Regions from separate parts of the Homo sapiens genome. Here all the other regions are linked to region 2. Evidence: chromatin loops called from intact Hi-C (ENCODE). Cell type or tissue: HepG2. All regions are shown on one strand. Links, peaks and the distances in the headings refer to the core of each region. The heading gives the core; the rest is flanking DNA.

Region 1 (10,169 bases), core at 1,339-9,338, 64 kb before region 2:
CCATGTAAACTAGTACTTAGGCCTGCAGAGATCCAAGCAGCTTCAAGGCCTGCCAGATCCATTTCATCTCATGGGTGGGGCCCTCTTCACCTGTCTCTCATCATAATCCTCCAAAAGAACCACCACAATCTAGCTCCTGAGCTTGGCTGGAATTTTTCCAACAAGGGCAGATTGAAATTCTTTTCTTGAATAGAGTTAGAAGGAGATTAATAAATAGAAAATAGGGGTCGTTTAGTTTGGATTTGGAACAAGACAGTTTTTTGGAGCAAGAACTTGCTTTGAAATCCCAGTCACATCATTAATTCTGAGTCTTTTTAAAAATCTATAATATAGGAATAATAGGACCTCAACTGAAGAATTTGTGATGAATATTAAATGTATAATTCTGGATACAGAACCACCACAACAAACAATAGTAGCTAAATTTGTTGAGTGCTTAATATGTGCTAGTCACAGAGCTAAATATTTGCATGAATTATCTCACTTGGTCTTTATGACAATCCTATTAAGTACCACTACCATGTAATATAAGGGTTAAGGTAAAGGTTTTGATCATGTTTAATTCTCAGCTCACCTACTTACTGTGTGACCTTAAGTTCTTGCATTTTGTTTTTCTTATCTGTAAAATGGAAATGTAATAACACACATATACATACAGTTGTCCGTTAGTATTTATGGGGAAATTGGTTCCATGGATATCAAAGTCTATCAGTGCTTAAGTCTCTTATATAAAATGGCTTAGGCCAGGCACAGTAGCTCAAGCCTGTAATCCCAACACTTTGGGAGGCTGAGGCAGTTGGATCGATTGAGCCCCGGAATTCAAGACCAGTCTGGGTAACAGGGCAAAACCTCATCTCTACTAAATGTACAAACATTAGCCAGGTGTGGTGGTGAGCACCTGTAATCCCAGGTACTTGGGAGCCTGAGGCAGGGAAGGTTGCCTGAGCCTAGCAGGTGGAGGTTGCAGTGAGTTGAGATTGTGCCACTACACTCCAGCCTGGGCAACAGAGGAGGTTCTGTCTCAAATTTAAAACAAAAGCTTAGTATTTGCTTAGAACCTATGCACATCCTCACTTATACTTTAAATCATTTCCAGATTACTTATAGTACCTAATACAATGTACATGCTACATAAGTGCTTGCTATACCGTATAGTTTTTCAAATTTGTATTTTTTATTGTTTTGTTTTTCTGAATATTTTTGATTTATAGTTAATTAAATCTGCAAATGTGGAACTGTGGAAAAGGAGGGCTGACTCTATAGTCACAGGTTGCTTAATAAAGGGGATATGTTTTGAGAAACGTGTCATTAGGCGGTTTTGCCATTGCATGGACATCAAGGAGTGTACTTACACAAACCTAGGTGGTATAGCCTACTACACGCCTAGGCTATTCGGTATAGTCTATTATGCCTAGGCTACAAACCTATACAACATGTTCCTGTGCTGAATCCTGTAGGCAGTTATAGCACAGTGGTAAGTATTTATGTATCCAAACATATCTAAACATAGAAAAGGTACAGTAAAAATATGGTACTGTTTATCTATGGGACCATCGTTGAATATGTGATTTGCATTGATGGAAATGCTGTTATACCATGCATGACTGTACGTATTTGCTAGGGCTGCCATAACAAAGTACCACAAACCAAGTGGCTTTACCAACAGGAATTTATTGTCTCAGCTCTGCAGGCTAGAAGTCCAAGATCAAGGTGTCAGCAGGGTTGTGCTCCCTCTGAAGGCACCAGGGAAAGACCTGTTCCTGGCCTTTCTCCTAGCTTCTGGGAGTTCTTGGCTTGTGGCAAAATAGTTTCAATCTTTACATGGCATTCTCCCTATGTGTGTGTCTCTGTGTCCAAATTTCTTCTTTTTTTTATTTATTAATTTTCTCTGAGAAAGAGTCTTGCTCTGTTGCCCAGGCCGGAGTGCAGTGGCATGATCTCAGCTCACTGCAACCTCTGCCTCCCAGGTTCAAGAAATGCTCCTGCCTCAGCCTTCTGAGTAGCTGAGATCACAGGTGCACACCACTATGCCCAGCTAATTTTTGTGTTTTTAGTAGAGACAGGGTTTCACCATGTGGTCCAGGCTGGTCTCAAACTCCTGACCTCATGATCCGCCTGTCTCAGACTCCCAAAGTGCTGGGATTACAGGCGTGAGCCACTTCGCCCAGCCTAAATTTCCTCTTTTTGTAAGAATACCTGTCATGTTGGATTAGGGGCTCATCCTACTCTAGTAAAATGTCATCTTAAATTACCTAATTACTTCCACAACAATCCTATATCCAAATAAGTCCACATTCTATGATACTGGGGGTTAGGATTTCAACATGTAAATGTTTGGGAAATACCATTCAACCCATAACAATATACATGATGAGTTTGTCATGAGGTTGAAAAGAGTTGATCGATGTAGACGATTTACAACATTGGTTCATAGAAAATGATCAGGAAAGTGTTAGCTGTCATTACTACTACCATGAATCAGATGGAGAAACTGAAGCTCAGAGAGGTGGCATGACTTTCCTAAGGTCACACAGCCACTAAATGGCAGATTCAGGACTTTCAGCCAGATATGGCTGATTTCAAAACTTCTGCACCATGTATCTTCATTGCCTAAGAGGATAGAAGAGAGGGAGGCATTTATAATTCAAGGTGACATTCAGAAGAGGCTCACCTGGGTGTAATTATCTACAAAGAAGGTTCTGAAAATCATCCTCAGTACTTCACTTGCATATTTATATTCCATATAAATTTTCTTATTTCCAAGTAAAATGGCTGTCAATGAATGAAATGAAATAAAGAAAAAATGAGCTGTCAGTCATTGCATCATTTTCTTTTTTCTCTTGGTTATTTACTGCATTGGATTACTTACGTTCCATTTCCTTCTAGTTATTTCCTCCACTTAGTGTTGCCCAAAGCAGGGTCCCACCTTTCCTTATCAGGGCTGCCCTCCATGTAAGATCTCTTATTGGGTTTTCCTTTCCTCCCAGTCAAAATCTACCTCTCCTATGTCCCATTCTCATAACAGAGCTTTTACTCAGTTGTCCTGGTTAAAAAAATAATGCAGGTCAGGTGCAGTGGCTCATGCCTATAATCCTAGCACTTTGGGAGGCAGAGGTGGGAGGATTGATTGAGCTCAGGAGTTCGAGACTGGAGTTTGAGACCAGCCTGGGCAATGTAGTGAGACCATGTCTCTACAAAAAACTTAAAAATTAGTTAGGCATGACTTAAATGTTAGACCTAAAACCGTAAAAACCCTAGAAGAAAACCTAGGCAATACCATTCAGGACAGAGGCATGGGCAAAGACTTCATGACTAAAACACCAAAAGCAATGGCAACAAAAGCCAAAATAGACAGATGGGATCTAATTAAACTAAAGAGCTTCTGCACAGCAAAAGAAACTACCATCAGAGTGAACAGGCAACCTACAGAATGAAAGAAAATGTTCGCAATCTACCCATCTCACAAAGGGCTAATATCTAGAATCTACAAAGAATTTAAACAAATTTACAAGAAAAAATCAAACAACTCCATCAAAAAGTAGGCAAAGGATATGAACAGACGCTTCTCAAAAGAAGACTTTTATGCAGCCAACAGACACATGAAGAAATGCTCATCATCACTGGCCATCAGAGAAATGCAAATCAAAACCACAATGAGGTACCATCTCACATGAGTTAGAATGGTGACCATTAAAAAGGAAACAACAGGTGCTGGAAAGGATATGGAGAAATAGGAACACTTTTACACTGTTGATGGGAGTGTAAACTAGTTCAACCATTGTGGAAGACAGTGTGGCAGTTCCTCAAGGATCTAGAACTAGGAATACCATTTGACCCAGCCATCCCATTACTGGGTATATACCCAAAGGATTATAAATCATGCTACTATAAAGACACATGCACACGTATGTTTATTGTGGCACTATTCACAATAGCAAAGACTTGGAACCAACCCAAATGTCCATCAATAATAGACTGGATTAAGAAAATGTGGCACATATATACCGTGGAATACTATGCAACCATAAAAAAGGATGAGTTCATGTCCTTTGCAGGGACATGGATGAAGCTGGAAACCATCATTCTGAGCAAACTATTGCAAGGACAGAAAACCGAACACCGCATGTTCTCACTCATAGTTGGGAACTGAACAATGAGAACACATGGACACAGGAAGGGGATCATCACACACCAGGGCCTGTCAGGAGGTGGGGGGCTGGGGGAGGGATAGCATTAGGAGATATACCTAATGTAAATGATGAGTTAATGGGTGCAGCACGCCAACATGGCACATGTATACATATGTAACAAACTTGCACATTGTGCACATGTACCGTAGAACTGAAAGTACTATAAAAAATTAAAAGAATGAAAGATGGTTAGCCAAAAAGAAAAATTAATTAGGCATGGTGGTGCATGCCTGTATTCAGCTACTCAGGAGGCTGAGGTGGGAGGATTGAGCCCAGGAGGTGGAGGCTGCAGTGAGCCATGATTGTGCCACTGCACTCCAGCCTGGGTGACAGAGTGAGTCTCTGTCTCAAAAAAACAAAAATAAAACAACAAAGAAACAAAAACAGACAAGCTTTGCTGGGGTGTATTTGTTATACCCCTGGTGGGTTCCTAAAGACTGTGCCTCTGACAGCCTGGGAACAGGTGGTGGTGGGGCTTACACCAGGGACAAGTGTGAGATGGTCATGACTGGGCAGGCCCTGTCAGGGTCCGAAGGTTGAGAACAGTCTTACCATTTCCAGCCCCAAGTCCAAGTCTTCAAATTCCTTATTCAGGTTCCAGGGTGGCTGGTCCCATCTCTCCATCAGGACTCCCCAGTGAGGGTCCTCACCTATGAGATTCATGTCTTCGGTCCCATTTGGGAAGCTCTCCCTCAACGTGGAAACCTTTTGTGGATCCACAAAGAGCGGTCCTGCTGTAAATCTGGGTGGGCATCAGGCACTGAGGAATTATGATCGCCTTTTCCGATGTGGTTCATTGTGCAGCTAATTCTCACTGGTTATGCTGAGCGAGGATTCTTTGAGATTTTGTAAGGAAATTTCCTCATATTTTCCATTCCTTTCTTCCTAGAGACATTTTGCTGGCAGAGCAACAGCAACTTCTCTCAGCAGCCAGATGAGAAACAGAGCTTGGAGGCAGAGGCGAGAACAGTGCTGATGTGGCCGGTGCTGTTCCTTGGAATTAAAAAAAGGCAGTCCCACTTGGGGCCATTTTTCTGAAAAGTGAAGGGAAATGTAAAACATAAAACGGACCTAATCTCAAGAAAAGTGGACCCTGCTATGTGGGGAGAGATGGTTCTGGGTGAGATGATGCCGCAGTTCTCTATTAATACTTAGGTCATTGACACTCACCTTTTCATGTCGCAAGCCTGGCCTTGGTCTCTGGTCATGGACATGCCACACTCGTGGGTCGTGAGGGTTGGCCCTCTGCCTTATCTTCCCCAAAGACAGACTCACTGGCTCCTGAGCCCCAGGGATCTCCAAAAAGGGGCCTTTGTTGTGGGGACAGCCCCATCATCCCAGCTGGTGGCTACCTTCCAGCAGGTGTTATGTGGCTATGTCCCAGTTCCCAAGTTGCTGACCTTGTGTGATCTCTTCCCCACCCCTGCTGTGATGCTGGAATGACAACAGTTCCTCAAATCTGCAGAGCACTTTCAACTTCCAAAGGTCTTTGGCGAACACTGCCACTAATGTAATCCCTGACTTCCCATTAAGTTTGTGTTTAAGGAATTGTTATAACTTTTAAAGAAAATTATAAAATCAAAACAGCACACATAAATGGTTTTTAAAGAAGCAGAAAATATTACAGAAAGGCCAACAATGAAAACTTCCATTTCTCATGTCATCGCCAACCACCCCATGTTCTCCTTCCTAGAGGAAACCACTCTTAATGGTTTCTTTCTTTTAATTTAGTTTTTATTTTATTTTATTTTACCATGCCTTACAAGGCTTGTTATTAAAACAGCAGTATCAGGTTTCTTATCGGGATGATGAAATGATCTAAAACTAGACTATGGTGATGGTTGCACAGCTCTGTGAATATACTAAAACCCACTGAGTTGTACCCTTTAGATGGGTGAACTTTACAGTATGTAAATTATATCTTAATACAGAGCTGGACATTTTTCAGCAATGTGAAACATGTGATGTGATTTCAGTCCTATTAGGCAAATAAAGCAATTTGCGAGGGCTTTGAGAAGACACATAATCCCTAAATGGATAGACATGTGGCGTTAATTATTGATCACAATAGTTACTAACCATATAGTCACTGCTCTTAGAATAACACAGATTACTGTCTGGTCTACAAAGTCACATATGCAGAAAAATTCTTGTTTCTTTAGATATTGTCTGTGTTGACATACACTCAAAAATGTTGATGTTCTTTCTTCTACTTTGCTGACATCATATTTTCATTAAATACATGCTGCAGTATACTAAAAAAAATTATATCTCAAGCTGTTAGAAAAGGAGGCGGAGGCTGGGCACGGTGGCTCATGCCTGTAATCCCAGGACTTTGGGGAGGCCAAGGCGGGCGGATCACCTGAGGTCAGGGGTTTGAGACCAGCCTGGCCAACATGGTGAAATCCTGTCTCTACTAAAGATACAAAAATGAGCCAGGTGTGGTGGCGCGTGCCTGTAGTCCCAGCTACTTGGGAGGCTGAGGCAGGAGAATAGCTTGAACCTGGGAGACGGAGGTTATAGTGAGCCGAGATCGCACCACTGCACTCCAGCCTGGGAGAAAGCAAGACTCTGTCTTTTAAAAAAAAAAAAAAAAAAAAGACAGTCTCCTGACTCCCCCCTTCCAACTGCCACCACTGTCTCACTTCCTGAAGGCCATTACTTTCAAACAGCGTGATATTTTCTTCCATATTGCTAAATTATTTGTTTGCAATGTTATTTCTTCATTACTTAGTTTTAGGCATTTACTATTGACTTCCCATTAAAAAAAGATGAGGCTTTAACTTTCTTCCCTCTAACTGCCTTGGCCCCCACCATACCAAATATGCACTTCCCACCCCTCATCCTTCTCACAGAGAGTTACAGATATCCTGGTTAACACAGTGTTTCTGTTTATATTAACATGACGACAAAAGCACCACTGGCAGCTGTCCAGTTGTGTGGCGTGGAGGAGGGCATTCGAGGGTTTCACTGATTCTTAATTTGTCAACCTCCTATCTTCCCCTCTCTCTCACTTCTATTTCCCAAGGTCCCTGGATTCCAAATCTTTTGTTTCATCCAACGTGTAAATGATGCTTCATTGAGGCTTTCTCTACTGTGAGCGTGGAATTCAGTTTTTTTGGGGGGGGTCTCTGATTATTTATCACTCGTCCATCTGCCATTCAATTTCTGAAATTTTGTTGCTTTTTCTCATCTCACATTCTTGTCTTTTCTTGAGACAGATTTGTTGACATATAATTTATAGACCATACAATTTATTCATTTAAGGTGTACAACTCAGTAGCTTTTAGTATATTCAGAGAGTTGTGCATCCATCACCACAATCAATTTTGGAATATTTTCATCTTTTTATTTTTCTTTCTCCCACCCTTGATATCCTATCATCTCTTTTTCTGAGTTTATGCCTTTAAACATTCCTTTCAATTTTTTGAATTCCTTAGAATTTCCTTTGAATTCACTTGAGCCCAGGAGTTCGAGACCAGCCTGGGCAACATAGTGAGACTCAATCACTACAAAAATAAACTTGCTGGGTGTGGTGGTGTGCACCTGTAGTTCTAGCTACTCAGGAGGCTGAGGTGGGAGGATCCCTTGAGCCTCGGAGGCGGAGGTTGGAAGTTTAACCTCTTGCATTGGATCTATTGCTTTCTGGGTCCCGTGTCTTATCCTTTCTTTTTTAATTGTCTTATTTTGCTGGACTATATCATCAAGTATATTCATTAAAAGGTAGTAAATTTTTCATTCCTTCCAGGTCTGAAAATGTCTTTGTCCTAATTTTATACTTGGCAAGGTATAGAATTTTAGCTGAAACTGTGTTTTTTCTCAGGAGTTTGAAGCCTTTGTTCCACTGCTTTTTAGAATCTAAGATTTCTGTTGAGAGGTCTCATACCGATCTAGTTATTGTTCTCCTGTAGACAACTTTTTAAAACCTTTTGGGAAGCTTTTAGCATTTTCTCTTTATCCTTGGGGGGTCTTGAAATTTCATAATATGTCTGTCTATCTGTCTAGCTATCAATCTTCCTCTATCTATTCTCTTGTGCAGTGTACTTGGTTGATCCTTCAGTCTAAAGACTTGTGTCTTTCAACTTGGGGATTTTGGGGTACTATTTTAAAAACAATTCTCCTCCTTCTGTTTCCTGTATTCTCTCTTTTTCCTTTGGGACTTTTACCAGTCAGATGATGAACATTTCTGGGTTGGTTCTTTTTGTCTCATATATATATGTGTGTGTGTGTGTATATATATATATATATATACTTTTTTTTTTTTTTGAGATGGAGTCTTGCTCTGTCGCCAGGCTGGAGTGCAGTGGCATGATCTTGGCTCACTGCAACCTCCGCCTCCCAGGTTCAAGCGCTTTTCCTGCCTCAGCCTCCTGAGGAGCTGGGATTACAGGTGTCTGCCACCATGCCCAGCTAATTTATTTTTGTGTTTTTAGTAGAGATGGGGTTTCACCATATTGGCCAGACTGGTCTTGAACTCCTGACCTTGTGATCTGCCCGCCTTGGCCTCCCAAAGTGCTGGGGTTACAGGCATGAGCCACCGTGCCCAGCCCTGTCTTATATATTTTTTAAAAAAATTAAGATTTCCTTTTGTTCTCCCTGATGAAAATTTCCCAAACATTATTTTCCAATCATTCTGATGATTTTTTCTCTTTTCTTAGATTGCTCCTTAGATGAATAGTCTTTTGTTATTATCTTGTGTGACATTGTCTCAAATCTCTCTGAGTACATTAGTTAGAGATCTCCTTCTCTTCTGCCTTTTGAATTACCCATTTCTGATTGTTTGCATCGGTCTTTTTATTTTACGGTATAGGCTTCCCTCAAGTGTATAATGAGGTTTTAGTTGTTTGGTTATATTTGAGAATGAGGCAATAAGAAAAGGTGATTGTGAATCTGTGTGTGGAAGCGGAGCTTGTCAACAGGTAGGCTTTCCTTTAAGGATAGTGGGCAGGAAGTTGAACCTTAGCAAGAAAACTCCAAATGCCCTACGCCAGCTGCTGTAGCTTTTCCCAGTTTTACCCCTCCAAAAGAGAAGAACCTTGTGCTTTGTTTGTTCGGAGTAGGGAGGTGGTTATTACAGCACACCAGCCTGCTGGGAATTCTGTACATGGTGGAGGTAGGAGATGAGTTGAGGACGACTGCTCTACATATAGACTTTCATTGATCTCTTTGATTTCAGCCCTTCATCCCACTCCCACCCTAGCACCTGGCATTTCTGAGTTGGGAGTCTCTCTGGGGCTGTTCAGGACAGAGGTCTTCCTCTGTAGCTGCCCCCTACCCCCACTCATCAGTCTTATAGGCTGTAGCATCCTCTATCTTGTTTCATCTTTTGTCAGCTCCTTAAGTATTGTTTTTTATTTTTCAGAAATTTATTGAAATCTATTGTCCCTTGGTGACTACTCACACTTTCTTCATGGTGATGGACTTTTAGATATTTTTATTGTCATTTTAATGTGGTCTTGCAAGGCAGTGTGCTATCTTGAATTAGAAACTCTCTGTTAGTTTCAACAGGTATAGTGGAAAGATCTTGGTTGGGTTCCTTGACAGCTCTGCATTCTAGTTATATAGTTCAATGCATTTTTATGTCCTGTCATTCTTTCTAGCTGTGGCACTGCTATTATGTGGAAGCCTGGAAAAGTATTGAGAAAAGTTAGCTAATCAATTCATATTTTTGAGGCCCAGGTTCCCTACTTTTAAGTTATTCATGCTGTTAGCTACCATGATTCTAGTAGGTATATGGTTTTGTGCAAAATGCTGGAAAAACAAAGATGAATAAGTCATGGTTCCTTCCTGTCAGGAAGGTGGGGGTTGGGTAGAGACTAAAGAATAAGATTTTACTGTGAGTGGTATGATACAGATATACCAGAATAGGAGAAATCAGGGAAGGTATCACAGAGAAAGTGATATTTAAGCTTTAAATTAGAGTTATCCAGGCTTACAAGGGGGAAGGCAGGCATTCCGGGCAAATGGGCCAGCAAGTAC
Region 2 (10,169 bases), core at 1,493-9,492:
GCCTGACATTACAGTAGCCTCCTAAATGGTCTCTGGGTCTCAGAACTAAGATGCTACTGAGTCTCTTTTATTTTTACTTTATTCTTAGATCCCCTTTTACTCTCACTCAAATGAAAGCTGAATTATGATATAGGGACAAAATGGGGCTTAATCTGGAGAACTGAAAAGAAATAAACTTTTGTATCAGTATATGAGCTAATAAGCCCCCCAACTCTGATATCTCCTTATGTGAGATTTTACTGTATTTTAGGTGCATAAAACTGTAAAGATACTCTTTGAAAGGTATTCTTAAATAGATCTCAATGGGAGATGACTATTTTGAGGAACAGCATCCACTGGGCTCTGCTCCTCTGTAATTGGAGAGTCCCTTTACAGCTCTTGGTCAACAGGTAGCTGTTATAAATGTGTAGTGTCATTTAAGAGCCCCATATTGTTGCAAAAAATAAAAACCCCAAACAAGCCTTCCCATATGTTTCCACTTCTCAATCTATAAATGAATATTCATTACATTTTTCTGTGGCATTCCATCCATCTCCTCTATTCCTTAAATGATGTCTTATTTAATAGGCTTTCATTTTATTAAGATGGTGCATACGAGCAGTGTTCCCAGGATATATCAAATACAATCACCCTTTCTATTTGAGGTAATAACAATCTTTTTAAGAGTTTCAAGACCATTTGATACACGGAGAGAGATCACTGGAGCATAGGGACTTCCAGGGGTCAACTGTTCCATCCTTTAGTTTCATAGTTAGCTAGGATTGGCCCCCAACAATCTGCTCAGAGAGAAGACAACTGACCCTGTCTGCACAGAGCAGAGTTGACTTGCTACATAAATTCATTCTAAGAAGTACATTCAACTTAAGCTGAGATAGAGAATATATGTTTTGAAAAGTTGTTTTAAAGAATAAATAACAATATATACATACTTGCTTTAAGAAAGATTATCATAATTCATAATCATAGAGTATAAAGAGGCCTTTTATGTTCTACATACAAGCTGTAATCTTAATGTCACACACCCAGAGATTTCAGGGCAATGCCTTGTTGCCCCATTGACAATACATGGGAAAACTCTGGAAGTCTTTGTCTATTTACCTACATTTAGACATTTCTCATCACTCCAGGCTCTAATGGTAATGTCTGGTGAATGAGGAAACCCACTTTAAGAGAAAGATACTACAACTGCAACGGTTTAATTTTGGTCAGGAAACTCAAAGTCTAGAAGAGCCTTCTCTTAAGGATCCCTTCAGCAGCTCTGTATGATGAGGAGAGAGCAAAAATCACCCTCCCCTAGGTGGAAAATCTGAGCCACAAAGAGGAAGGTCAGGGCACAGAACCAATGTTTCTTTGCAGCCATGAGACTGCCTTGGCTTCCTATATTAATATTTCTATTCACTATTTTTTCTTTTGAGTAGGTGGAACCATCAGTAACAAAAATGGTAACTAAAATAGACTTCAAGTTACTTGGCCACCCATTGCTTTAAATCATGGCTCTAGCTCTGCAGGTTTAATAAAATGCAAAAAGATACTGTCTGCAGTTTGAGACAGTTTCCCTCCAATAAAACTTTCCTTTGAGGGTATTATTTTGCTTTTCAGCAGCTAAAAGCCTGTTCAAAAAAAAATCAGGAAGGATGGAGATGCTTATGGGAGGGCTCAACACAGTGGGAAAGGGGACCCTTCTGATGGTGGAGGAGTCTGTGGGCACTTCAGTCAAGAGGTTTCGGACAAGCTGGGAAGCTTTCTAGGACAATGACTTGATCATAAGCATCCCTTGGGCCACTTGTTAAAAACAGAGGACAAAACCCCACCCTGTATCTACTGAATCATGATTACCAAGAGAATTTGTCATTTTAATATACGTTGATAACATAACACTTAATAAGTACTGCTTATAATCAGAAAGGTTTGTGATACACAAAGAAAATGAACTTGTTTAGCATATAATATAGTGCCTGGCTCATGGTGAAGGACTCAATACAACTCAGTAAGAAATACTCAATATTGCTTATTGTGGCTCATTAGCAATACAAAAAAATGGTGAATGCATAAAAGAACAAGATGTACTCATAGCCAGTTGGTTAAGGGAGATAGATAACCTAATTTTCATCAGTAGGGTGTGTGTGTGTGTGTGTGTGTGTGTGTGTGTGTGTGTCCTCCTTCTGGTGGACACTGTGATGTTACCTAGGCTAAAATTCCTTAAGTTAGAGGGATTAACCTTTCTCCTTTTGGGGAATTTCTGGCAGGTTGAGGAGATGACTACGCACACAGAAGCCTTTACAGTCACGGCAAGGGCCTACAGCCCATTTTGCTTGTGCATGCTCTAAATCAACCCCAAATCAAATAGTAGGACCACCAGAACCCAGGGACCTGGGGACTGCCTCCCAAGAAGAGGCTGGCTCTGGGGCAAGCTGCCCTTTCGTGGTGGATGAGGAGGTTATGACCTTGGGTCTTATCGTGGCTTAATTCTTTTAAGCATTCATTAAGTCCATGAAATAATAATCATAATAAAATCTCTACATCATAGCCATTGACAGAATTTAGAGTGGGTTTCCCGATGTCAAAACGGAGCAGTTATTAAGGCTCCTGGTTTGTTTTAATTGGACCTGGGCCTTTCAGACCAAAGTCGCTCCGGCCTTTGGAACCATTTATACTCCTTCTGCCTTGAGGCTTCCCACCCCAATTAAGTGGTGAGTCTAGGTGGGGCAGGGATATTTAATAGGCCTTTGGTTTTCTGTAAGCCTTTTATTAATGCTGTAAGTTACAGCGGCTACATACTCTGGGCTGGGTTTCACCTTCTGGTGCTGTGTTCCTGGCTGTCATGGTTTTGTTCCCAGTGTGATTTTCAAGTTGGTTAGTGTTAAAGCAGGAAGTACTACCCCTCCTAGAACAGCCCAGTTTCACCTAGATGGCATAAGTGCTTTAGGAAGAAGGAATGTGGCAGACAACCTTGCCCTTTCTGCAGATCTTCCCAGCAGCTCTCTGCTCTTAACCTACCCACGTCACTGTCCAGTGTATTTTCCAGTGAAAAGGGCTAACTACACCTGCATTTTCCAAGCAGTTTGAATTCCTGGCTATGGCACACTGAGTTGATTACTTTTACACCGACAACACAATGAAATCTCCCTACTGACTTGTCCTCAGTATAAAAATATAAAGGGATACCCATCCCCCCCTTTTTTTCCAGAACTGAAAATAAAACTTAAAATTCTCAGCTGTCATTTAGTATTATTGCCTTCAGCTTGAGAGCTTTTAAAAGAAATTGGCTTCAGAAAGTGACCCAGACCATCTAAAGCCCACTACAGCTGAATCTTGCCAGCTTAATTTTAATCTACAAAGGCATGGGGTGACTTTTCTGCAGTTTTCACACGAGGGCCAGGAGAATGAACTGTTAGAACCTTTGCCGCTTGGTTGACCTTGTTCATTTGAGGACCTTCCACCCGGCTCCTCTCTGCCTCCTTAACAGTTGCTCAAGGAGATGATAGGAATCCTTTGTCCTCAGATCTCTGGGGGTTAGAAGACACCCTGAAGAACCTGTCCATGAGATAACCTGTGTGCCCCTCTGAAAAGTAGCTTCCTCCAGGAATCAGCCTGGGGCCAGTCCAGTAGGGCCTTGGTTTCACCTGGGGATAGCAAATCCACAAGCCAGGTGACTGAAAGGAGACAGACATTCTCTCATAATTTCTTCTCCATGAAATTCGAGCTCTACAGGGAAGAGGATCTTTTCCATATACCGCTAGTGCCTAGAAAAAGAATTGAACTGGGTACCTATGAATAGTCCCCTCACACACAGGCCCTCCACCCAGGCCTGCTCCTTGTCCCATTCCCACCCCTGACTTGCAGTAGTTAATTAATAAGGGTATTTTCTTTTAATAATAACAATGCTGATATGCACCAGCCACTGTGCTGAGCATTTCATGCACAATATTGCATATACTAAATGCACTATATTGCATTTAGTAATCACAACCATGAGCTCCCATGGGCTCATTTTACAAGTTCAGAGTGGGTCATTAGTCAAAACCACACAGTGAGTGGTGGGGTTAGGTTTCAAACCTAGCTCTGCTAATTGGAAAGTCTCTATTCTTACACTCTCACCTAGGTGATCTTGAGCCCTGAGTTGATGTTGTTGATACAGAAATAATTACACGAAACTGAACTCTCAGATTCACATTGTGCACTTGCAATAGGCGAGTGGCCCATCCTCTCCAGTAAGGCCTCATTAGGGATGAGGGGGCCACTTGTGTGAGCTGGACACTGGCCAGCAGCAGGGATGGGAGGCCCTGAGGCCCTAAGCACTTTTGGTGGGAACTGCTGACTGGTGAGATGCATGTCAGTCCTTGGCAGGAAGCTAGGACAGATTATTAAACAGATGGCTTATAAGTTCCAAAGACAGGAAACAGTGGTCATCCCTGGGAGCAAAGGTTTGCCGAAAGCGAATTGTGCCAAACCTCATTTTTTTTGCAAGTCTCACTAGATTCATAGATGGGGGCTGACAGATGTAGTTTATCTGCATTTCAGCAGATCAGTTCACACAGTGTCTCAAAGCACATTTAGGGGAAAGATGGAAAGATGTGGGATATTTAACTGCAATTGAGATGGCTCAGAGAAGGTTGAACAGGCAGCACCCAGAGAGTGCTGGTTAACTTAGCAATGACAATGGTCACTTGTTCTGAGTGCCAAACACGGGTCAAGAATGTAGGAAGAACTGAGTAAATATTTGTTGGTAGTATTAAACTCATGGGGGAAGTCTTCAGTGGTCCCGTGAAAGGGCTCTTTCTTTGATTTGCAAACATTTACAGAATAGACAAAGAGTTTGGGAAGTGGAGGGGACAAGGTCTTGCTCCTTGATCAAGGGGAGGGAGCAGTAGGGTCTAGTGTCTTTCATTTTCTTTTGACCTCTGGAGCCCAGTCTCTGGGACATGGTGATGGGTGAGGATGACTGTGGGTCTTTCATTGTATCTGGACACACTGTGTTTCAGGAGCACTTAGTGATTCTGAGGGGGAGGTTTGAAGACTACTCTGAGAAAATCGTGTGTGTGCGTGTACATGTGTGTATATATGTGCATGCATGTATATATGTGTGTATATACATATATGTATGTGTGTATATGTATGTATATGCATGTGTGTATGTATGTATTAATAGATATGTATGTGTATGTGCATGTTTGGTTTCCCAGCCCAAACATCTAGAACCCACCTAAAACCACCTATCTAGAACCAGATTATCTCCGCTTACCTGTTTTTCATATTGGCTTTCTGGTAAGATTTCATTGAAAGAAGAAGTTTTTTGGCTCAAAAATGTTTGGAAGCCATGGAATCTGATGATATAAAAGGTTCCTTCTAGCTCTAAAAATTAATTGGTTCTTAAAAATTGTGTAGAAGGAAGCTTGCTAAAGGCAAACTCTAAAAAATACTGGTTTTGTCTGCCACTTCCTTTTCACCTCCTGGCACACACGGTCTCCCTGGCAAGCCTCTAAAAGAGCTCCCACCTCTGGGCCTGCCATCTCCTTTCTCTTAAGTGCCTCCTAGCACTCTTCAGGCCCCTGACAGTGTTCCTGTACATTCCTTGTATCAAATTGTCTTCTTAAGTGTAAATGACTGGCTTCCATTTTCTCAGTGGTGATATCTTTGTTGTTAAAAAAGCTTTGAACTGATAGAATATCTGATTAGCAGAGTTTTAAGCAATGTAGCCAAGTGAAGAATTTGAAGAAGAATGGGAGAGAGGCTCTGGGTCAGTAGAGCCTCCATTAATCTTACCTAGAGAAATGTGGCCTTTTGCCCAGGTTCATTAATTTTTTTCAAAGCCACTTTTAAAGTACCTACTATGGGCCAGCATTCTACTAGACTCTACTGGGGGCAAATATTGAGTACAAATAATCTCAGTTCCCACTCCCATATGGCTTGCAGGCTGAGGAGGGGACGCTACTTTACTTAAACATTAATTTGTTAATTCAATAATTATTCACTGAGTGCCTATCATAGCTGGGATGTAGTAGTGAATAAACCAGATGATGTCTATGCCCCATGGGGCATATCTTTAAATGGGTGGATAATTAAAATCTGAGATAAGCATGTAATGAATGTTAAAATGGAAGTTTTGACTATGCTCTGAGCTGTAAGATATTCTAATAAGTTGCCTAATAGGGAAACATCTGTAAACTGGCTTCATGATGCTTGGACTCTTCAGCCAGATGAAGGCTATAAAAGGGGCCTGGGTAGGGCGAAGGATGTATGAAGGGATTTCTTGGAGAGAAAAGTTGCTGTGCTGTGAGTCTCCAGAGACCCTTCCAGTAGAGATTTCATCAGGGCTTCCCTGGGCTTCCCCTCCAGTGCAGTGAGGCTGTCCCCATGGGGCTACTTGGAGAGCTTGGAATGGGTTCCCTGAAGATGGCGAATACAGAGTTCTCATGTCTGAGAAAGTGGAGGCAGCCTGTGCAGCAGGATGGAGGGGCTGCAATTGGGTTCGCCCATCCATGCGTCCTGTAAGTCTTTCTTGTGGACCAGATGTGGGTCGTGCAGAGGAAGTGCAGAGCAGAGTCATCTTGGATGCTGTCCAAGAGGCTATGTAATAGGACAGAGGGACTTCGGCAGTAACAAGCTGGAGGTGACTGCTAGACCCAGAGGCTATGAAAGCACCACAAGCAAACACTGGGAATAAAGAAACATCTGCCTGTGTCAAGGAAACTACTGGAAGGAAGATCCCAAAAGAGCTCCAAGGAGCACCCCAGGGGAAAAAAGAGAGTCAGTGTTAAACACAGGCTGGGCCCACAGAGCACAGACCAGCTTATAATGGGACTAGTTCAAGGAAGGTCTACTTTTTCTCCTACCTCTGCTCACCTGCCCCTACCAAGGAGGGGTAAGAAATTGGCTAACAGACTTGGGTGGGGACTAGGAGGAGAAGAGCAAAATGGAGAAACAGGGGAGAGACAACCTCATCCTGCCTTTTCACAGGGTGGGGTTGGAGTTTAGCCTAGCTGGGGGAGGAAGGAAGGTTTACCCTGGCTCAAGTTGGAGGTTTTGATTAATCTCTCGGATTGTACTTTCTATGACTGAATTTGGAGTTTGTTTTTGAGGGTGGACCTGCTTATAGCCTAAGAATACACTGAACAGTTACAGGGCCTGCCATGGCTGTATGTGGTGGCAGGAGAAAAATCTCTCTCAATGAATAAAATTTACAAGGAGTAGAAGGAAATACAAACCAAAGCTTTGTTTTGATCATGTCACTTGTCTTCTTGTCCCACAAACCAGGTACCAGTGCTCAGAAGGAGAGAAACAGTTACAGAGGAAGTGATACAGCTTGCAGGCCAGGGAATGGCTTGGTTTTCCTTAACCTGGGGATTCCAACATCATTTTCTCTTCTTCCTCTTCACAGGACCCAGAAATGCTCTCCTGGACCAGGCTGTTATGGATGTTCAGGTTCTCACCCACATTCAGCTGTTTTTCTCCTACAGGGCTGGCTGTGACTCAGTGTGGAGGCGCTGCTCTGGCCCTGGCCCCTGTCCTGCCCTGGCTGAGACTGCCTGGCTGTGGGTTGCCCTGGGGGCTGGCAGAGGGACCACAGCAGCTGGGCTGACCCCCTCCCATGCCCCACACTGGCCCATTATGCTTAGTGCCCCCACATACGTCCCAAGGCTGCTGGCAATGGGGGCATGGTCATCCACTTGCGACTTGTAAAAGTCACAGGGAATGTTGACTGGAACCCAGGCCTCCTGGCGTCCAGGCCCTGGCTCTTTCCATGACCCACATGTGGGAGACTGACTTAGGTGTTGCCCCGACACTCTGAAATGGAATTTCTGCACAAGCATGAAAGAAATACATCTAGGCATTTAACAGTGTGTTAGAGACAGGAGTCTGGCGACCCCACCAAGCTGTGCTTCCACAGGATGAGCTTTTCCAGGGTGGAGCTCTGGCAAGACCGCTGGTCTTTGCGGAAGGTAACTACATCAACAGAACTGGCATGACAGCTTACAAAGAAGAGGCTTTGTGGGAAGATATCTGTTGCATCTTGTTGACAACATGTGTCATTTTGTTTGGCACGTTTTAAATGTACAGAAAAAATAGAAGCTCTGGTCCCTTTAGGAAAATAGCTTTGTTAAACCGACTGGCCATTTTTATGTGAGTTAAAAGCAGGAAGCAGATGTGGGAATGTTTCTTGTGTCTCCCATCTCAGGCAACTGGCCATCTGGCTGACAAAGAGATTATAGGCTGCCCAGCCATGAGAAGCAGCGCTTCAGATGGTCCATGTAGTGAGTGCACTAGGCCATAGATTTGAGGTTCTAGTCACAGCTCAATCTGCTCTGTGGCTTTTAGGCCCCTCCTCTGTGAAACGAAGGCACTGGCTTTAGTGGTAGGTCTCTTGACAGTGATTGCTTTAGGGTTATATAATTTGCACTTTGTATGTTATTAATTTTGTTTAACAGTAATAGCCAGGTGTGGTGGTGGCTCATGTCTGTCATACCAGCATTCTGAGAAGCTGAGGCAGGAGGGTTGCTTGAGGCCAGGAGTTTGAGACCAGACTGGACACCATAGTGAGACCCTCTCTCTACCAAAAAAAAAAAAAAAAAAAAAAAAAGGTGATGTGCACATGTAGTCTTAGCTACTTAGGAGGCTGAGGTGAGAGGGTCACTTGAGCTCAGGAATTTGAGGCTGCAGTGAGCTATGTTCACCACTGCACTCTGGCCTGGGCAATATAGTGAGACCCCATGTTAAAAAAAGTTAGCTAGGCTTGGTGGCATGCACCTGTGATCCCAGCTACTTGGGAGGCAGAGGTAGGAGGATCACTTGAGTCCCAGAGGTCAAGGCTAGAGTGAGCTGTGATCACTCTACTGCACTCCAGCCTGAGTGATGGAGCAAGACCTTGTCTCAAAAACACCTCAGTACTAACTGGATATTGTATTATGTTGTTTACAAGAAAACCCCCAAGAAATGGATACATATGCTGTTTTCTGAATAGTACAAATATAAATATGTATCTATTTTATCATAAAGCATAGGTTAGGTTAAGGGGTCACAGTCTGCGCCTGCTCTTAGGTATTGCACTCACTGGTTAGAGCTGACACCTTATGAATGGGCACTGCCCTGCAGCTAAGTGTGGCATGGTGCCAGGAACACCTCCTGGGAGCTGCCTTGGATGGTCATATACGCAGAACCTCATGGATCTTCTTTTCCACTAAGTACTCAAGGCTGCGCTCCCTGGGCTTTGCCTCTTACCTACACTCAATCAAAGTACCACGTCCAAGGTCCTGTGAAATTCTCTTTCCCACTGTCACCTCCCTGGTTTTCTCCTCTCTTTCTCTACTCCTCCCATCCTCCTCCTCCCCTCCCCTACTTCTTTCTTTGTGATTCTCCTCTTTTATCTCCTTCCTGTTTTTCTTCTTCTTTAATAAAGAATTTACTAATTCTACCATATGCAAGGTATTAGAGATAGAGGTAGAAGCCAGCTATCAAAAGCTAAATGAGTGTGACATAAAGCAATATTAAGATGGTCTGAGGCACAAGGCATCTCCAGTCCTGGTAGGGATGAGCAAAGCTTTCCAGAGAAGAAAGGACTTGGGTTGACTTACAACGAGAGGAGTGGGTTGACTTACAATGAGAAGAGAAGGAACAGCATAATTTGGGCCGGGGGTGGTGTGAGCAGAGGTCCACAGGTGGGAATACATATGGTGAGTAGGCTGAAATAGCGTCTTGGGGGCAGTCTGCCTTGTGCAGGACTCCTGAGAAGCAGGCAGCGTCTGACTGTGGAGGGCACTAGGGGAAGCCCTTCTTAGTCAGTCCCGCATTTCCCAAAGTGCCTTTCACAGACTGTTAGTCCCAAGTGATGCTCTATGAAAACAGATCAGTAATTTACAAGTTTGGGAAATGCTGCGTATGTTCCCCCTTTGGAGATTCCCAATGCATGTTGGCTTATTAAAGCATCTTTGAAGTCCTGCAGAGAAAAAGCCCTCTTTAACACTAAGTGCAACAATTTCCAAATGTATTTGACACCTATGAACAGCTGCAGAATAATTATTCCACAAAACACACCTTGTGTGGGCAGGCAGTGGGAACCAGTGAAGGTGTTTAAGGGAGTGTAGTTCTTTGGTGTGTAGGAGTAAAAATTCCCTTATGTCAGAGAGAGATGCATGTGGAGTCTACACAGATGTGCCCAACACCTGCTGGCACAG
Region 3 (10,169 bases), core at 912-8,911, 49 kb after region 2:
AACTACAACTTTTATGAAACAGAAAAAACTCAACTACTTCTCTTCCTTGCTTTTAGCTATCCTTCCTAGATGGTTTTCTAGTTTGGGCTTTTTTACTTGGCTCCAAAATTGTGTTGCTGGGTCCTTCATCCTAAAAGTCCCTGCTGAGCTTGTACTGTGTGTGCAACCCTAGGCTAGATGTTGGATCTGGGGTAAGTCAGAGCCCAGTCTTAACCTACATCCCCAGGTGCACTTTGGCCACTATGGCTGCCACGTCACCTTCTAAAGGCAAATACAGAGCAAGAGCCAAAAGAAAAAGCCACAACCCTTCTAACTGAACACAACAAGGGAGGGAATGTTATTTGCCTCCAGGCAAACAAAGTCCTAATAAGGGAGCTCCTTGCTCTATTTTATTTTTTATGTTTTGGAAGTCTAAGAGATAGCTGCACATAACAGAAGCAAAGCCAATTGCAGTCGTGGAACTAGCCACGGTACTTTCTCTTGAAGGATTAAGGAAAGGTTTTAATGTATGTAAAGAAGGTTTTTTCTTCTTCTTTGCACAGCAATGTAATTTCCTCCCTTGATTTCTGGGCAGAAAGTTAGCATTCCAACAAGATGCACTTTAATTGATTGCAGCTATTAAATCCCTTGGCTTACATGCGTATGGTTCAGGATATAAGAGCCACATGGAATTTTTAATTTAATCATTACTCTTTCTGTATGTAGGAAACTTGACAAATGCATTGGAAGGGGAAGGGTGAGGAACTGGCACTTGATTTGCACACAACAGACGTTAGGGATTGAGGACAAGAACTTGAAACCTTATCAATCTATCTTTTGGTCTCATTGAGTGTTTAGATATGTAACCCTGGCTTCTGAATGGGTGGATGTTACTTCTAGAGACTCCAGCTGTACTAAGAGTGATCAGATTAGCAAAGCCACTTGCTAGGCACTCTTGCCTTTCTCATGATTAGCCTTTAATGCCTCCACTGTATTCTACTCCAGGCCACCCTTGCATCAGAACAGTTTACTGGCCGATTCAGTGGTAGAGTCCAAGAATTTTTTTCTTTAGATGACGAGAATTTGAGAGGAAGGCCAGGATATTAACATATCCCTCTCCAGCGTATTTTCATTACTGCCTGGCCCATCTTTAGGTAATATTGTTTTTAAATGAAAGAAAAATGAAGAATTGGGCATCAGGTTATTCCTAGAACCAATGATTGGAGAATGTAGCAAACTGTGCCTGATCTACACACATAAAGCATTAAGTCTCTGCAGGAGAAGAGAATCTTAGGGTTTGTTTGAGAGGAAAAGTCAGTATCTCAAAGCTCCAAATAACTGTACTGATAAAAACATTTATTTCCATCTCACATTTTATCTCTGCAGGGAGAAAAACCTCCAAAACTCATTGTCTTTTCTGGCAGTTTAGTTCAGTTTCTTGTTCATCCCTGGTTAGGAAAGGCCAGACAGTTTCCTCCCTTCTGCTTCACAGGCAGGTACATTAAATCCTTTGAGCTTGACTTAGCTCTGCTCTGCAGGGGGCTAAGTGTCCAGCTGCCCAGCCAGCTCTCCACCCTACTCTGCCACCCTGCCCACCCACTGCCATCCTGCTGTGGTCACTTACCTCACTCTCCTCGGCAGGGGGTGGAGGGACCTCCTTGATAATCTGAAAAGAAAACAGAGAACAGGTCAGTGAAAAATCTCTGGCTACCTGCCTCCTAAGAGGCTTGCTGTCAGGAGGTACCGTGGTGGTGCTGCCATAATTACCATGGCAATGGCCCCAGCAAGTCGGGCTTAATCACTGCCATGAGAGGTGTCTTTGCTGGACAGAGTAGCTCTGCTAGTTAGCATATGACTCAGGCTGAGGGTTCCAGTCTCATTTGCGTCTCTTCTGGTTTTGTATAGAGAAATAAATGTTCCACAGGTCACAGTTTCATTTCCTACCCCAGATAACTATCATGCAAATTTATTCACTCATTTATTCACCGAGTCATTCACATATCAGATTATTTATTCATCCATCTATCCAATCGTCTACACATTTAACAAAGAATTGTCACACAATGGAAGTTAACATGGTGCTTTAGGGATGTGTCAAGCGTGGACCCCACGCGGGCTGCTGGCAGTCCTTCAGCTGTCACTGGTCCCCACGGGTGTCTTTGCAGGGTGGATGTGCTGCCCAGGCAGACCGAGTCCCAACAGAGGCAGCAAAGGAGTGTCCAGGGATTTCTTTCAGGGCACTGACACTTAGGGGCACAAAGCTTTAACTAACAGTGTTATAAGATTCTGACTGTCCCATCTTTGGGGCTGAAGAGAGACATGTGGAAACTCTGGATGGGCAAGTAATTGGGAGACAGTCTAACCCATGAGAGAATGATGACACATGGGATAAGGACAGAGCAGGGACAGCTGGGGCCAGTGAGCAGTCCCTCCTCCCTCTTGACCCCAACTTGTACCCCTCTGTCATAAAAGGAAAGCCCTCACCGTTAAATGGATTTAGAGTCTCTTACATGGCATTTGGCAATTATCTACTATAATTCCACTCTGTGCCTTGGAGGGCTTCCTCCTCTCACCCCAAACTTATTATCAGAATTTTGGGTCCCCTACTCAGTTCTTTTACTTAGAGGACTTCTGGCAAATCCAAAGCTCATTCCCTATCTCTTGATGCCTTAACATCAGGTGCTGCCTTTGTAGTTGGGTGCTCGGGCACAGCCCACAGGACCCATTTTTTCTTCCTCCAGTCGGGGAGCCGGGCTCTGGCTGCAGGCCAGGCTGCTTAGCTGGCAGCAAGCACCTCTTCAGCTCTCCCTACTCAGCACATGTCTCCTCTGGTTTGATGATTATTCTGGGACCTTGTTAGGGCTCCAATCCCCACGCTGTTACCCACCCTACCATTATTGATAACGTCATCTCTGCATGAGGAGGCAGGCTTCCCACTGCAGGTTCTGTTAACCTTAGCCAATGGCCCAAGACTCCAGTCCTCTGAAAGTATGGTATTCCATTAATTGAAGAGGCAGAAGTGAAGGCCTCCAGGGGTTTCAAACTCTCATTTCATCTGCCTCCACTTCCTGGCTGCTGTGAGACGCCTGGTGAAAGTCTCTGGAAAATGCAAAGCCATGATTGTGCTCACCCACTCAACCCTGGCTCAGAGTTCCTTAAGGAAATCTCTGGGGAGGATCGCTCCTGTCCAGGACTGATTTCCCATCATCCCAGAAGCAGTAAATTACTTTACAGCAGGAAATGTCTGGAAACTGGAGGGAGGGGTGAGGATCTGGGGACCAAGATCTGGAATGCATCTGTTCTCCTGGGGCAGGGGTAGGGAAGGGAGTGAGAGGGGGAACAGGATGTTTGGGAAGAGACAGATGTTGAGAGGGCAGCATATGTGGCAAGGCCCCTGGGTGTGAAGAGGTTTGGTGCTGAGCAGAGGGCTTTTGTCTCCACGGTGCTATGAGCTAAGCACAGCATAGATGTTATATGTGAATTCCAGACCTGCCTTCTCCTGACTGTCAGGATTTGATGAGTCCCTTAACCTGTCTGATCTCCACTGTCCTCATTTGTTAAATGAAGTAATAACATGAACCTTGCAGAAACTGAGTCATCATGAGCGATCATGTGTGTTAAGCATCTGGTAGTGAGTAGGTGCTCAATAGATGCTGCATGCTATTAATACTCTCCTTTCCCTTTCTTGTTGTATTTGTCTCTTACCTTGATTACATCTTTCATACCCCCCCTGCATATACTAAATGCCTTTGCATGGTGGCTTCCAGACAGAGATGCCAAGGGGCCAGCATTTCATGAACTGAGTGAGACAGGAGGCTGGTGTTCTGACAGTGGCCAAGGGTTTTGGGGGAGTCAGTAGCAGTATGCCTGGCCACATGTGTGTCAGCATATGACACTGGCTGGGGAATGCAGTTCTAGGTGGCCCAACACTCAGACCAACCCATCAATGCGGTTGCTATTTAATTTAATGTATTAAGTATTAATTGAATATCTATTCTACATCCTGCAATGTGCCAGACCCTAAGGAACCCAAAACACAATGCTAAAATCCATGATTTATTAAATATTGATAAAGAGGGGCTGGTTTATGATCCAGATTTCACATTGACGCACTGTAAGTTGGGCACCTGAGCTTCTGGAAAAAATGCCACTCTGTTCAGGTAAACAGGAATTAAGCACCTCCAACCTGGTCTCACTGGTTCGGCTTCTGGTTATGTTCAGCAGGAATGGGCAGGAAGTCTTCTCATTGCTTCAAGCCCATGCACCGAAAGCTTGCCCCTGGGGAGCAGGGTGCAGCTCACCACAGGATGGCAGGACAGCTTTTAAAAGTATGATCTAGACAGGCTAAGCTTGGAGTCAGGGATGAGAATTCCAAGCAGTAAAGTTGGATAGGCTGTCCGTGAGTGGGCCAAATCCTTGTGCCAAGACCAGCACATGGGCCACCCAAAGGAGTGCTCTGAGCACAGAGACATGTCAGCTTTCTCAGCCCACCCCACTCCCCTCAGGGCCAGAGTCTGTGTTGCCTGGAGGAGCAGCTTGGGCAAAAGCCTGCATTGCTCTGTAGCCTGCGGCACCATGGCAACACGGCCACACACAGAGTAGCCTTAAAAATAGATATCTCCGTGGTTGCTTCAGTACTTAAAACCAGTGCACCCCTGCTAATGGCTTCCCATGGCTTATAGGATATAATGCAAACTGCCCCCATGTCCCACAGGTTCCACATGATGTGGCCTTACTTCCCTCCCACTGTGTCTCTCTCCTTCACTTTCTGCACTCCAGTCTCCTGGGCACCTTCTTGTTCCTTCCACATGCTCTGCTGCTTCTCAAGTGCAGTATCTTCTGCCCAAATGCTCGCTACCTCCTCCACGCTCAGTCCACAGCCCTGCACATTCCCCAGTGAACACCTACTTATCAAACAGATCTCCAGTAAATGCACCTCCCCTGGGAATCTCACAGAAAGGACAAGGTTCTCTTTGTGGGCTCCCATCATGTTTGTTTTCTGTAGCACTTTGAATTGTAATTGAAAGGCAAATTGCATAATTATTTGTTTCCAACCAGCATGACTAGAAATCCTCTGTTTCCAACTAGAATGCAAGCTAGAATCAGCTTCCAAGCTCAGGCTTGGTTTGGCCCACTCTCCTTTTTCTCAGGTTATGTGAGCATCCTCCTGGTTATGGGTGGGCTCTTTGGCGCCTTCCTCATTAGGAGGGACAAAGAAGATGGATAGGGTTGAAGGGTCGTTAATAAAATATTTTAATGGAAAATAATAAACATAAGCATAACATGGAAGAACTGGATGGTAGTATGGGAGTAAATCTGAGAACATTTTTCACATTTCTACTCTGCAGGCTAGTACCACTTCCCCACTTACTACCACCTTTAGACTGGGTATTTTAGAGAAGCAGAAAGTGACCATTTGCCTCCTTGGGATAGCTGCCCTAGAGTCCCTTTTGCACTAAGAGATGGGCTGGTGAGGTAAAGGGGACGGGAAAAATGAGATGGAATATGGAACTCCTGAATTCTATTGGTATTTCTCTGATACCTGAGAATTTCTTGAAACTGCTGTGTGTTGGGAGATGCATCTCCTCTCCTCTCTTACCAGTGACTTTAATTCTGACTTTATCCGTCTCTGTTCAGGCTGACATGAGGTAGGGTCAGATTTGATGACGATCATTGCATAGATAAAGGAAAGTCAGAAAAGACCAGGTAGAATCTGATCAAATTGAAATGTTACTGACAAATTCTCATTGAGTCAAACAAATTCCAGTTTTTATGTGCACTCCTGAGTTTGGCTGTTGGAAATAGTAATGATGGAAGATGTGGAGATGCAGTCAGCATAGTACGAATAGAGTAGAAAGATTGCGTGTTCTCAGGGCCTGTTTCATGCCTGGGAAGTTGAACTATTTTGGTTTTATGAATTAAGTTCAACCATTTGGGTCTCTGTAAAGCGCTCTCTAATAATTCATTTTATTTTTTTATAAATGGCTTTATAAATTGATTTTAGAAATTGTTAAAGTGAGATAAAGCACCTGATGAGTTTATTTTGCTTTTCTTTTTTCTCTAGCAGTATTGAAGTTTGATTCTTAATGTGTAGGCTTTGATCCTTGCCGTTGTGTTTGTCACTTGCTAACTCTACTGTTACAGTCTTGTGCAGTGGAAGAAAGGATGCTGTCATTCTAGTTCTCAACATGGGCACCTTTCCCACCTACCAGATGACGGCTGCACAGGCTCACTAGACGTTCCGTTTGAAGCCGCGAGTCAGGCCCACATGCTGCTTTAGCAGCAAAAGAATGCCAGGCCTAGTGATTCCTTGTGGTCCCCTGTTTTGCCTCTGTCACCTTGTTGAGAAATCCTCCACCACAACTTCACATCTCCCCTCCTCATCTTTCTTGTCTCCTCACTCTGTGACTGGGACTGGTTAATAGGATAAGCTGTATAGACAGGCTCATTGTTGACAAATGCTCATCTCATGGCATGAGAAATGGAACAAAACAGGGGACTCGTTTTTGGCCCCTTTCTTCTTAAGTTGTATTTTTGTGTCTCCGTGTCCTTTTTGCATGAGCTGAATGCAGGGCACTTCCTGCAAGTCCTCTCTGCCGAAGGGCTGGTCTCTTGCTGCAAAGGAGACACTTCCTTGACACACAGGCATCTCTGCTGTTTAGACAAAGTCCAAGAGAGCTGCTTCAGATAACTCCTTTATTAACGAAATGAAGCATTTGTCCTCTAATTTTAATTAGCTCAGTGGTTTCAAACTTTATTGAGTATCAGAATCACCTGGAGGGCTTCTTAAAACACAGCTTTCTGGGGTACACCCCTGAGTTCCTCATTAGTGGGTTTGGGGAGGGGCACTTGCATTTCTGACAAAGTACCTGCTGGTCTAGGGACCACACTTTGAGAACTGTGAATTAGCTTATTTCCTGGAGCCCCATACCTCTGTCAGATATGCAGGGGCTATGTTTAGCTTCAAGTCAGACATTCCCATGAGTGTTCTGTTGAGACTTGCTTATAGCTGATTAGAAAGACCAGCTTTGAAGCTGTTTCATTCTAAAAATTTTGGTGTCCCCGCTCCATTGTCAGGAACTCTGGGCTCTCCACTGCCTCCCGTCCTGTGTTGGGGAAGACATAGAACTATTTCTGGAGTAAATTTTCAGCTCTGCATGCAGGTACTCCTTGGCTTCCACTGATGTGAATTTGTGGTCATCTGCATACAAGGCTGGCACGGCCTGGATTTCTAGATCCAGCCCTGAAACAATCCCAGCCAGATGGCTCCCTGGGAATTAGGGACATGGATCTTATCTCTCTCTGTCTGCACTGTTAGCAACAAACTCACTGAACTGTGTTTATTCCTCTGTCTTCCGCACTGGACTGTAAGCTCTTGAAGACATGGGCATACTTATCTCCTGACACACAGCTTAGTGTTTGTTACTCGGCCACTATTTCTGGAATAAATGAGTGTGTGTTCCTGAAAAGGGAGGGATAAAGGAAGCATTTCTGATTATAATAAACTTCCTTGCCTCTCAAATAAGCACTTAATACATGTTACAAGATTCAATTCTGGTCTCTTAACCCTCCATATAAATGTTTCTTCAGTAGTTAAGATGCTGAAAGTCCCAACTGCCAAGAGTGGGCTGTGATGCTTGGATGCATTGCGTCATGGGAATCTAATCAGAGTCACGGGTTGGCCTTACGGTTAATTGTGCCATCTTATTAGATACCACCTATACCCCCTTTCATCCCCTAACCCAGGCTTCCATGTAAATTCACTTGCCCTGTGATTATAGACTCCATTTTCCAGTTTTGTATCCGAAATTCATTTCTAAGAAGACTTTCTGAAAATTTGAAAACTACACGCACAGTCTGTTTTGTTCCAACACAGATATGTAACTTGTGACTGTTCATATGTGGTAGTTAAACAGGGCATTAAAATCACTAAACTGCAAAACTGTGCCAGCTCAAAATATGATTTTTGCAAGGTAAAGGAGAAGGTAATGTACATTTTTCGTCTTTTGTTCTTCATAGTCAACTTCATATAACATTAACCATTACACATTTAAAAGTGTGAGGTGACAGTATTCGGCGCCACTGAGTAACATCAGGTGAATGTGAAAATGCTGCCCAGCCACCAGTAGTGACCTGGGGAGGAATATGCAGAAACCAGGCATACCTCATTTGCTTTCTCACTTAGGTGTGTCCTTGTGCAAGTCCAGCATGTATGGCGCTCCTGAATGCGTGTTCTTTTCCTCATTAAAAACCTTTTACATAGCACTGTCAATAGGAGCGTGTGTCCTGGTTCGAAAAATGCAGGGGTTGAATGAGGGAGGAAAGCCTTCAGCCTGTGCAGGAGATGTTTGTAAAGATATAAGAGAAGATGAGATACTGTGAGAGCAATGGGCATAAAGAAACCCAAATGAGCTTCCTCAGAGACCATGCTGAAAAACCAAAGAAAGGAGAATGGAACTCACAGGAGCCACCAGTTGCCTTAGAGGGGATTAGAGGCATGTGTGATGGAGTGAAGAAAAGGAGGTAATGCCGAGAGCAGCAGAATAGTACTTTCATGGTTTTCAGTCTTATTTGGAACCACGCAAATTGCTTTTTTTTTTACATGAAAAGAGGAACCTGGCAACACAACAAAAGCTGAAATTCTATTTTAAGCCAGTGCAGAAGGAATAACAAGACGCTGAGTCATAGCCATCTCCCCTTGTGTTGTGACACTTTGCCCTAAGAATGTCCTTCCTTCCGTCTTGTTTCTGTAGCTCAAAGCCACGGTGCTGCATCAGACTCACGTCAACTAAGAAACTTCACCTGTTTATTTAAAAAAAATCAAGGTAAAGAGCCATATTTACTGAAGTATGTTTTATTAAGAATTTAAGGTGTTTAAAACGGTGGCATTTTTATTGAGTTTATTATTTTTTAGCGTTAGGTTGGCACAAAAGTAATTGCAGTTTTGTCATTCCTTTCAATGGCAAAAACCGCAATTACTTTTGCGCCAACCTAATATATTATTTTGTAAGATCGCACAGTTTTGAATGTTCTGCTCTGAACCCATTTCCCCCATTAGTCCTATTATTTTCATGGGCCAAAATTCCATAATGCAGTCATATCTTCAGGAACACATTTCATGTTACAGGAGAAATGGTGATACACAGAGAATTTTCAGTGTATCTGCTATTTAACAATTATTGTTAACTTTGGACAGAGCAAAGGGAATAGTGCTGACAGGGACTGACTTCCTCATCCTTTCTCTGGTCTTTTGTGCTTTCCATGTGTATCATAAAATCCCAAGGGCCCAAGTAATAAATAATATTCCTTGGGTTTTTGGTAATTTGGGATTGTGAGCTCATGTGTAGTAGGCATTTACCTATGGAAATTCTATGAGGCCTGGGTTGAGGGACGAACCTGCCAGAGGTTTCAGGTTTCCTCTTGCAGATCCCTAAGCATTTCCAAACTTTTTCTCAGCTTCCAATTTACAAAACCTCAAGTAGTGTAAGTTTGAACTCTAGACCTCTCAGAGGTTATGAATTCTTAGGGACACAAACATACACACCCACATCAAACCCATAGCCCATCTTTCACTCAAGGCTTTAGGCAGCTTTAGGCAGAAGACTCAATTTCAACTCCCAAACTTTTATGGGCCCATGAAAGGCTATTAAGCCAAACATCTAGGTTACTGAGATAAGAAAATCTCAGGCAGGAAGCCACTGCTTTAGGGTCAGATGACCATCTGATTTCCAGATCCTGCTTTATTTGGGCCCTGGAAACATCTCCTATTTTCTCATGAGCCTGGCTATGCATTTAAGGCAACTTCTATTCTATTTTTTCCAGGAATTTTTGTTTTTCTTTTGCTGTGGAGTCTGCTGCATTGTCAGTCAATAGTAATGGATTTTTTTTTTTCCACAAATGATGACTTCCTGCACGCTCAGAGGTTAGCTCAAATAAATGTGCCTGTATTTAGATGACAAAGGTCTTTTTTGAAGCCTTTGATTTAAAGCACTGTATGTCCTGGGGGACTTCTGGGTTGATCTCTTAAAGCCGGCTCAACTGCTGCCCCCCTGGCCTTTTAAATTCTGCATGAGAAGCCACCAGAACAGAGTTATGTATAGAAGAAATGCCAATCCAGATCTGAAAAGCCATCTAATAAGGGCTTTAATGTCACAGCTAGAAGGAGATGCTTGCTCTGACCCTTTTTACAT

The links. Peaks named below come from ENCODE experiments on the same cell type or tissue, not always from the same donor. Only the 100,000 strongest peaks of a DNase experiment are listed, where the experiment ranks them.
Region 1: a loop joins it to region 2, with 6 times the contacts of the local background. A loop is called at or near these places in 2 of 110 quality-filtered maps.
Region 3: a loop joins it to region 2, with 4 times the contacts of the local background. A loop is called at or near these places in 5 of 110 quality-filtered maps.

The regions. Positions count from the first base shown.
Region 1 is chr2:69,275,499-69,285,667 of GRCh38, reverse strand. No RefSeq gene overlaps it. Among named protein-coding and RNA genes, the nearest start is that of GFPT1, 110 kb to the left of the region's middle. RefSeq lists an enhancer at 5,373-5,874. In HepG2, for the core only: no CTCF peak of the experiment used is centred there; a DNase peak (open chromatin) is centred at 5,487; H3K4me3 peaks cover 3,189 bases.
Region 2 is chr2:69,211,371-69,221,539 of GRCh38, reverse strand. All of the region lies in intron 17 of ANTXR1 (ANTXR cell adhesion molecule 1), which reads right to left. It overlaps LOC124906019 (a long non-coding RNA gene), which reads right to left. Exons shown (of 2, transcript XR_007086799.1): 1 at 1-10,169. Among named protein-coding and RNA genes, the nearest start is that of MIR3126, 110 kb to the right of the region's middle. RefSeq lists a silencer at 4,149-4,443. In HepG2, for the core only: no CTCF peak of the experiment used is centred there; DNase peaks (open chromatin) are centred at 4,339, 4,769 and 6,569; H3K4me3 peaks cover 234 bases.
Region 3 is chr2:69,161,724-69,171,892 of GRCh38, reverse strand. It overlaps ANTXR1 (ANTXR cell adhesion molecule 1), which reads right to left. Exons shown (of 18, transcript NM_032208.3): 14 at 1,604-1,645. Among named protein-coding and RNA genes, the nearest start is that of MIR3126, 63 kb to the right of the region's middle. RefSeq lists an enhancer at 142-436. In HepG2, for the core only: no CTCF peak of the experiment used is centred there; a DNase peak (open chromatin) is centred at 4,932.